2 separate regions of the Homo sapiens genome follow, and region 1 is linked to region 2. Evidence: chromatin contacts called from ENCODE Hi-C data. All regions are on one chromosome and are shown on one strand. Each heading gives the region's core, a stretch centred on a gene start or an enhancer-like site at or near the end of the contact. The rest is flanking DNA. Distances are from core to core; before and after follow the strand shown. Region 1 overlaps LOC105379082 (a long non-coding RNA gene). Region 2 overlaps LOC105379080 (a long non-coding RNA gene).

Evidence for each region. Hi-C counts contacts between places; a loop is a spot of excess contacts on that map. Pooled maps may share reads with other maps.
Region 1: a map of Right ventricle myocardium inferior shows a loop between it and region 2 (3-fold over the local background). The contact joins two enhancer-like sites. A Hi-C loop is called at or near these places in 2 of 168 maps with a recorded cell type or tissue (Calu3 and Right ventricle myocardium inferior) and 3 of 50 pooled maps.

What each region holds. Positions count from the first base shown.
Region 1 is chr5:92,639,160-92,644,227 of GRCh38, reverse strand. All of the region lies in intron 2 of LOC105379082 (a long non-coding RNA gene), which reads left to right. Among named protein-coding and RNA genes, the nearest start is that of LINC02058, 300 kb to the left of the region's middle. Within about 2 kb of position 2,912, at least 8 of the 41 ENCODE cell types and tissues checked have a DNase peak (open chromatin) inside an H3K27ac peak, as active enhancers do.
Region 2 is chr5:92,326,655-92,332,036 of GRCh38, reverse strand. It overlaps LOC105379080 (a long non-coding RNA gene), which reads right to left. Exons shown (of 4, transcript XR_007058867.1): 1 at 2,666-5,382. Among named protein-coding and RNA genes, the nearest start is that of LINC02058, 610 kb to the left of the region's middle. Within about 2 kb of position 2,941, at least 2 of the 41 ENCODE cell types and tissues checked have a DNase peak (open chromatin) inside an H3K27ac peak, as active enhancers do.

The DNA of each region.
Region 1 (5,068 bases), core at 1,663-4,162, 310 kb before region 2:
ACTATATGAAGAAATATTCATCTATGTGATAGGATGGCAGCAGAAATTATTGATTTTTATTCGCAGGTATGAGCAGATAAATAAACTTCCTTGTTTTCTGATTATGCCAGCCATATCCCCAAATTCTCACACGTAGTTTTCCCTTCTGGTATCTCTTTCTTTCTGGCCCAATATTTGTTCTGTCACATGATAGCAATCATAGAATGCTAATTATCCACCAAATTAACAACTGCAAAATCTTTACAGTGGAGATTTTTGGTATTATAGCTGTATTAAGGGAAATATCCAAAAAATCTATTTTCTATCACATCAATGTAATATTTCCTAATAGTAAACAATTAGAAATTCAGTTCCGGTTTGTGAAATCAATATCTTTAATGCTAAATAAATGGTATTGGAACTTTATATTAAATATCTTGTGCTGACCAAATGGTGAAATTCTAAGTAGAGTTAATTCACAGCTAGAACTTAAATTAAAATTCTAAACCAATTCTGTTAAAGGAAACCAATAGTTAGGAATGTTATATCTCTCATTGTTTCTGTTTCCTTAATACCTAGTGATAACCTTTTTTTTTTTCCACGTGTGGTTAGAAGTAAGCAATGATACTTATAAAAAGGTAGAAGAAAGAGTGAGGGTTTGTCAGTAGACTAATATGAAGGGATGATTCTGGATACATGATGGCCAATCTCAGTCAAGCCATAAGACAGCTAGGACCAGGCATTTTTCACATCAATTCAGAATAATCTTTGTGCTTTTCCATTAATGTTAGCAATATTAATGAATAGAACAGGCTGGTACTCAGGAACATCATATAGATGATAGCTTTCAAAAGGAGACTATATGGGATGTATGAGAACGTCAAGCCTTCATCCTAAATTGTGCAGACACTAGTCTTCACTTAAAAAGTATGCCAGAAAAAAAAAATGCCTGATCACAGTCATGTTTTAAGATCTTTAATGCTTGTCTATGATTAGGGGTAAAATACCTTTAAAAACTTTTTTTTTATAGAAATTCTGGCTTTTCTGTGAAGATCAGCCTCTTCCTAAGCTGCATCAACTTCAAATATTCTGCTGGCAGTGTCTGTACAAGAGGCTGCTAGGCTTCAGTCTGCCACAGGCCCTAGGATTCTACAGGGTCTAGAATCCTATGGTGTATGTCTATTCATTTCAAATGGTTTTCAAAAATAGAAAAATGTGAGAGGATGAATGCTTAATATTAAATAAAAGGGATCCTGTGCTACAAAGCATACATTCTACCTCTGTTGTACAGAATCATAATTTTGAGGTTGAAATTTATATTCTTAATGTAATTTGAAAGTGGAACATAGCTTTTAAAACAGTAAAACAATAAAGGTGGCCATGCATAGCTTACAGATAGCGCTGTGCTGATAATGCCTGCACAGAGGTGTCAGAGTTCTCCATGAACAGGTTACTTTAAAAACCAGTCAAGATACCAAGATAAGTATTAAAACACTTAAACTGTAGTCTGAAAAAATAAGGAGTGAGAGAGAAAGAGAGAAAGAGAGAGAGAGAGAGAACTATGAGTTTTGCATCAACACTCTTGTAATACTGAGACTTAAATTCTCATTTGGTTTCTGCCTGGGTACTCCAGGCACTCTATGATGTTAATTATATTTTACAACTCCAGAATATCATTAAGAATATGTGAAATCCTCATTTATATTATTTTAAATTTGCATGTATTCTTATATATCTTTAGGGCTTGAATAATACTAACAGGTAAAAAAAAAAAGTCAAACAAATATCTCATTATGAACAATGATGAAAACAGAATATGTACTTACTAGTACCCTGTACCCATTTAATAGAATTTGGTGTTTATAACTATAGTCACCATGTGTTTTATTTTCTAACCACAGGATGGAAGGCCATTAATGGATTTTTATTTTCAAAAGAGGTATCTTTGCAAATCAAAGAGAGTCAGAGAATGCAAATGAAAATTGCAGTAACTGATTATCCAGCAGAATGCTTGCCTTAAATGTGAGAGGCGGTTTTGGAAATCAATTACATCAAATTTCACCATTCTTTACCTGGGCAATATTTTCAAATGCATTAATTTCCAATTTAGGTTATTAAGTGTATGACAAATCTGAATATACATTGCATGTTTCCTCTCATATTTTAAATTTTGTATCCAATTACACAAAGAGGCAGATGCAGAATACTTTTATTTTAGGATCAATTATACCATATTGATAAATGAAAATGACATTGCACCTTATTATAATTATTAATAAAACTATTTCTTCAATGGAAAAATTCTGTCATTTTTCTCAAAGGCTCAGGATTTTCCTTACTAAAATACGTCATCAGTCTTTCAGGGAACAACAACAACAAAAACGACAGAGAAATAGTTTACCCTATAACTTTTACCACTCCCTCCTGCCATACCCCTCCCCTCTTGGCGCCAAAGCAAAAACACCAGAAAATTACTTGAACTTGCCAGACAGACTTTGCTGTGATTAATTGTCTCACTAGTGTATGTTCCACACTTCATTTTATGATTAAGATTTCTGACTCAAGAAATTGTCAGCAAAAGACAATCTATCAAAGTTTAAATATCAGCAATAAAACAGTACAAGAGATATTCTGTGACTACTTAGAACTGAAAGTATTTTACTGAAAAAGGTTTGTTTTCTTTGGCAGCCTTCCATGACCTCCTACTGTTGACAAAACTAGCAGCCTGTCCTGTTTGAAGTGTAACTGCACGGCAGAAGCCGTGGCTTCAGAGCACTTACAGGATTTATCTCTAAATTAATATTTTCATCGAACACACTCACGATATACCTTACATAATCTTTAAATTATAGGAAAACGCTAGAAGGAGGTTCTGAAAGTCAGTGGCTGAAGTCATGCCAGAGATTTATGAATCTCTCAAGTCGACATTTCTGACTGACCTACAGCACACCAGGGCTGCTATTTCCTTTTCCTGATTCATGATAAGTGCAACTGCCTCCAAATAAGCCTCCGGAGCCCATTAATGCTCAGTCCAGTTCCTGATGGTAAATATGCACATCTCCAGTCTCACTTTTAATGTTCAGCTGTGATGACATTGCATAGAAAATCAGGTTACAGCCCTTTTGAGTGTATTTTCACTGTAGTGTGGGCACCCCAAAGTCCAGCTTACCTCTGGTTCTAATGAAAGGTACTGCTTTCTCATGTATTTTGCTTATAAAGAATAGCAAAATTGTTTTTCCCTTACAACATGGGTTTTAAGGTCCTGGACTGTGATTGTGATGCTTTCCATTTTTCTGATGTCAGCACCATGGCCAATTAACAAAATTACACAAAGATTGATATGAAGGTAAATATTAAAGGCACAAAAGGGAAGGGAGGGCAGATTATTTAAAATGTCAGAAAAGCCAAGACATTCATCTTCCCTGCTGCAATTTGTTTTTCATTAGTAAAATGTACATTGTTTTCCGCTTAGAAAAGTTATTAGTGGCAACACAGTCTGCATGAAGCTTTGTCTCTTCTGAAATGAAGTCTTTGTTTAGACATCGGTGATGGGGGTTTTGTGCCATTGTCTAATCTGTCAGATTAGATGAGCAAGTGTATTTAGGGGTGCAAAGATGTGCAGCCACACCTGCTGTGCAAAGCTGTGAATTCACAACTCTTCTGACTATTAAAATGTGTTATGCTGGGAGCTCTTTTGTTGTAATGGAACTGTTGGTGGTTGCGTGTTTGAAGTGGCGCAAGTGTCAGGCCTTATCACCATCATAATAATCACTCCAAAAATAACCTCATATTTTGACCATTTAATGTTAATGTGCAGCAAATTAAAGGCTAAGCACCTAATAGGTTTGAGAACACTAAATTGATTTTACACTCAAATTTTCCTAAGCAAAAACAGAAGTCTATTAATGAAATAATATTCATGGTTCAGAGAAACTGTAGTCATTTAAGAGAGTTTTGAAATCATACAGAAAGCAAACAAAGAATGCACACCAAACTATAAAGCCAATATTGTGACAATAAAGTTATCATCAGGAGAATGATATTAACTTCAGTGCTCTTTAAAGAATGCTAATTATCATTTCTTTATTTGTTGATGTTTGTGTTTTTCATATGAATGTACCATGATATTTTAGTCTTCCAACTAAATATTGAATTCTGACTAAATAGAGATAATGGATAATGCTCCTGCTTATCCCTGATTAAACAGGCCACTTTGTTTAAGGCTTCTACTATTTTAATTTGCTAAAATTTAGCTGCTTTTAATATAAAACAAGATATTAACTGCCTCATTTACTAAGTTACCATGCAGTTTCTTAAATGTGCTTTTCTACCTAATTTTTATTTTTGATATTTTCTTGTTTGGAGTTTTGATGTTCTTAAAAGATTTGTTGAGTGTCTAATAAATCTGTAGGAATTTCATCCTATAAGAATGCAAATTCTTGTAAGTTAGTAGAGTGTTTACTATAGAATGGGAAACTATTTTTTTCAATATTAAAAAAAAAAAAAAAAAAGAAAAGAAAAGAATGCTAAACCAAAGAGCCTCTGTTGTCACTTTTAAAACACTAAGCAGCTTGTGGCAGGTTTAATAGACCCTAATCTAGAGAGGCCTTTTTCAAGACCTTAGACCTGTATGGCCTCATTAATTCAAATGGTACGTGACAGTTCAGAGGTATCCTAAACCAGCCATTACCTGCATAAACAGGTTCTGATGCCAGTGTGGCACGTACATTGTCCTCAGATCAGAATTCCTCAGACTCGATAGCTATGATAAGAGAAAACCTCGGAAATACAAGAATTCTTTTTCTGTAAGTACTAATTAAATCTGATCACAAGTTATAGCCAATTCTCTTCCAAAATAGATTTTTAAGTATTTTTAATATTATCCTAGGAGAAAATATTGCAAACTTAACACGAGAAAGATATTGGTTTGAAATATTAAAAGCTATTGGCATCCTTCAACTCTCCAAAAATTGTCATTTTACCAAGACTCAGGCATATGATTAGGTTGTTCTCAGTTGACAATCATCATGATGCTGAGCCCCAGATTTAATATTGTGTAACATCTGGATTGTCCTGCCGATATAGCAGG
Region 2 (5,382 bases), core at 1,692-4,191:
ATATTTATTTAATAAATGAAAGAATGAATGTAATGACCCCAGCTGTGATAGTTAGAGGGACACAGGAGCAAAAAGCTAAGTCAACCATGATACTTGACTGTCTTTGTGCAGCCAGGCCTTTTAACGACATTAATAGCTTTCATGAGGTCAATAAACATAGTGTGGGAAATTATTCTTTAATTTCTGCAATTTACTACCAAGAATCAAGTCATTCAATTACCCTTCAATGTGGCCTCAGGCTTCTCTGTAATTCTAGAAGTATAGTTAACAAAGAGCATCCAAAGTTAATGCAAGTAATCTGGCCCGGATTCCTTCTTCAATGCAGCATTCTAAATATGGCTTACATACATGCATAGGCTATCAAAACATCAAAAGACTGGCATTGAAAAGTATTTGATCTGCAAAGGCAAAATTCATCCTATTTTGTTATGTCAAATTCCTTACATTTCAAAATTATAGCAATTGTGAGTTTCCATATATTTACTTGGGTGTTTATTAAAGTTCTTCTATCATATAGACGATGTCATCTATATTCTAAAATCATAAGACCCACATATGCTGCCTTAGTTGTGGAAGCTATCCAAAGAAGATGAGATGACCTGTGTTGTTTTGGACTGCAGTTTGCAGTTCATCTAGGTTTTATTATCACAACCTAAGCTACTTAGTATGTAGGGTCTTGGACACAGTTAAAAGGCACTATCCGATTATTGGTAAGGCATTCTTTGATGTTTTGACCAAACTTCTTTGGTAAATTGGCTATACTGATGTAACAAAATCCATTGCAGTTATGACTACTGAGGAAATGATATATTGGTGCCCACTTGCTGTGTAATACCTGTAATAAATAGGAGATAATAAAGTTTAGTTATTATCATTTTCAGTTAGAATTTATTCCTCTAATAAGCTATTTAAAGACCAAGAAATTGAATAATTTTTTTGATATTTTAAAATTGTTCCTACATTGAAAATCAACACATATTCATGTATTCATTCAACAAATTTGTGTTAAGTGTCCACTAAGTGGCAGGCACTTAGTGGCATATATAGGAATGGAAAAACAGCAATATTATTGAAAATGGTATATTTTCAACAATGTTTAAGATCTGTTAAACATCATGGATGTTAAGAACATGTTGAAAAGATTTGGAAGAAAAACTATGTAAGAAAAACTCAGATTTTATCATATATTGTATAGCAGCGATATTTTATAAGGCATGTAGATAATCAAAATTTTAAAAAGATTTTCTTTATTAATGTCTTATTTCCTGACTAACTAACAGTGCCAGATACTTCTATACATTTATTCCCCATTTCCCAGTACTCTCCTAGGTTTGTTCCTCCTTATATTAAAACCTGGATGATAGCTTTTGAGAGGTTTTCCCATATCCCTACTCAAAAGTAAGTACCATAAATATTAAAATAACTATTTATGACATGGCATTTTAGTTGAGGTATAGTCATAGTATCATCTGTTGCCAGGGCTTTAATCAAGTTTTCTCTCTGCATTATCTGTCCATTAACAAATTCAGAATTCTCAGAACAGAAATCACTCCAATAACTCAAAGACAGTTTATGAGTAGGTATATTTTATGTAATACATGTATAGTGCTATCAATATAGTACAAACAAATAAAAGTCTTGAAAAAACATAGTTTACCACTTAACAGAAGCTTTCAGTGAATCCTTTTGTAAAGATAAAAATCGCTGACATTTAGTCATGTGTGTAAATATAGATTTTCTTTTATTAGGTTTGCTTTATTATGATTTGTTCTTTCAACTCACAAGTTCCCCAAACTTTTGAATCTGTATTTACTGTTATTTTTATATAACAAAGCAGCAAAATACATGTGTAAGAGCACTGAATATAAGAGTCAGAATTGTATATTTCTGTGAACTTGAGTGTGTCTTTTATTTCTCGGACCTAGTCCAAAGGAATTATATTAGATGCATGTTCAATTTCTTCCAATTCTAAAATGTGATGATATGTTGTGATGCAACAGCTACTTCCGTTATGTTAGAAGCTTTTTATCAGTACCTACAGTACAAAAATAGAATTGACTAAAAGTAATCATCTGGTGCTTTTCTTCTTGATGTGATGTAAGCTATTCTTAGAACACATTCTAGTCTCTGTCATATGCATAATTCTAAATAGAGTTTTCTGACTGTTCAGATATTCAAAGAGCTTCAGTAATTTGTGCACTATGGAATTCTACCTGGGCCACAAGGTAGTGACCGATATTCTGATCTGCTCTTTTGAGGACTTTACAATGAACCTAATTAAGCTTATTTTCTCTTATATCATTAAAACAGATTGTAAGACCAAAGTTTAACTTGAAAGGTGACTATATGCTCTTTTAAACAGAAAGCAATATTTTATTTTAATTGTTGAAACATTTGTCATGTTTCCATTCCTATTGATTTTTTACATCATTACCATTGAATAATTTTTCCAAAAATTATACTATAAGTTTAAACATAAAACTTGAAGTTCATAGCTATATCAAAGATGCCATAGCACTGATCTTGATATAGAATTACAGCCATTGACAATTGTAAGGGCATTTACATGAGAGAGTTTATAAATAATTCTTAGCAGATCAATTACGTTAGAAGCTATTGCAAGAAACAAACAAATAAACAACTCGACAAGGCTCAGGACAATTACCTGATTCTTACCAATGGGCGGTACAATCGTATCAGAGAACATGGTGAGCCCCTGCCTCCATTTGCAACTGAGATTGCATACTTTTCTTCCTCTCTATGTTTCCTCCCATTTAGGAGAAATAAAACCACAGAGCTTGTTGTACCTCACTGCCCTTGTTTAGTGCCTTCTTGCATCTTTAAAATGTAAACTTCCTAATCCAGAAAAGGGATTGTCTTTTCTAGCATCCCAAGTTTAGCTCAATAGCTGGCACATTGCGGGCACTCAGCCAATGTCTGTGAATGTCTTTAATCCATAAACGGGAAAACTGAGGCCCAGAGATAAGTAAAGTGGCTTGTCTGAAGCCACTCAGCTTATTTGCTGGCAGAACTGTGAGTCCTCACTCTTGTAAGTCTAATAATCTTTCCACAGAACCACACCACATAAAGCAATGCAGTTAGCCTATGTACATTCCGGTTATTTCAATTATGCTTTTGTCCTCTATCTGCTTTATAACAATATTCTGAACAGACTTGCTCCTTGAACTCCTGAAAACCAAAACTTGCACTCATCCATGAATATATCACCTTTGCCCCTACTCTATGCTCTGCTTGTTTTGCACATTTTGGAATCTTGCCTGTGCTTTCAGAGCTAAGAAATCTCCCCATTGTAATTGCCTGAGTGTCTGCCTGATGGTCATTAGCCACATAATCCCAAAGCAGCCAGAAAGCAAAATTTCACTTATCACGTATTTTATCTTTATTGATACACAGTGTGATTATACCTCTGAAGAGTTAATGCTCCAGAAATATTAGGTATGTTCATATGAGATCCATGAGCCATTTCAGATGATAAAAAAGTACCACTTTATGGAATTCAAACCAGTCCATTAACTTTGCATTGCCTAAAACTATCAGGTTAGGATTTTTACTTGAATGGGCTTGAACTTTCTTAGTGGCTATTTCTTCCTTTCTATATTAAAATCTCACCCTTATTGCTGCTGAGTATATAAACAAGCATATACATATACAAACACTCCACTTAATTAAAACCAGAAAGCTCATTCACTTAATTAGTTAGTGTGAATAAAGCACCCTTTGGAAAAGATGCTACTTTTCCCACTTTAGAAAAGCAATTTAACAAATATTAGTGACTCTCTTTGGCTCGGTGTAAATTGTGTTCAGAAATGTGCCAATATTTACATGCACACACACTTCAGATGCCTCAACAAGACATTAAACAAATTCATAGCATATATAATCAGAAACATTTTATCATTTGTAGAAAAATTAAACTAGTGAAGAACTTCTTGATTTTTCTTTTTAATTTTTCTCTACAGTTTAATAAGCAAACCTGTTGGCTGTTAAACATAAGTATTCTTCTAAAATGCTCCACATGAGCTATCTTCTGACAATGCTAACAAAAACATTATAAGAGAGTGTAACTATTGCCTCCACATATAGATGAGGGAACTGAGGCACATGTAGGTTAAATAATTTGCCAATGGTGGAGCTTGAATTTGAATCCAGGAAATCTTGATTCCAAAGTTGGTGCATTTAATCATTGGCCTGTACAACCGTGTTAGGCAAAACAAGTGTAAACTTTGTATTTTATTTGAAAACATATTTGCCTAACTATTCGCAGGTATCTATGAATACTGCAGGTATCTTTCACTGTTCAAATGTAAACCTTTCTGTGATTTAAATTCTGCTGGACATTGCACAACACATCTAAAATAATTATTTAGTCTCTCATGCATTGATTTACCATGCTCCTCTGTAATAAGGGAAACTTTTCCCTAAAATGACTTAAATCATCTCTCTGATTGCTCATTACTTTGATTTTAATGACTCAAATATTATTTTTGATTTCCTCAATATTTTAATACTACCTCAGTTTGGGAACCTCCCCTAAATTATTAGAAAATTCATGGACTAGGTATCTGAAATACTTTACAGCTTTAGTATGAGCTAAAGCTACATAATACACTTGTTGGAACCACGTTTAGGAATTTATAAACTACTGTATCACTCAAAGCTTAAGCTGAATAGTGTTCTGATTTTCAAGCCCATCCGGAATTAGAAACTGAAATCCACAAGAAATGGACGAGTAAAGTGGAAGCGACCACTTGGTACTAAAGAAGGAAGCTTGGACACACAAAAATTCACACAGATTTGTGTTATTACAATGTTTAATGATAAATATTCAAAATAAGAACACACATTATCAATAAAGAGCAAAATGTGTTTAATTATAGTAGTCTGAAAAATTATAAATAATATGTATTACAAAAATGATGATTAAAAAACAAGAAATAAAAATTGTTGGCAAGGGTGTGGAGAAGAGACAACCCTTGCACACTGTTGGTGGAATGTAAATTGGTACAACCATTATAGAAAGCAGTATGGAGGTCCATCAGAATAGAGCTGTCATACAATCCAGCAATTCCACTTGTTGGTAAAGATCAAAAGGAAATGCATCACTCCTACTTATAAGCTGGTTGTTTGGAACTCTTTTTTTATTCAGTTATTAAATGGCATGTTCTGTTTTGCTCATTTTTCTGACCAGTTTTAATTACTCTGTTAATTTCTGAATCTCCTCTGGAATTTTGTCAAAAATGCTAGGAGTAAAGTGAAAAAAACCTATAGCCAAATTCTAATGAATAAGAATTAAGTATCTACCATGATAAAACCTTTCTAGGCATTGTTGGGGATTTACAAATTGTGATAAAATAGGTATTA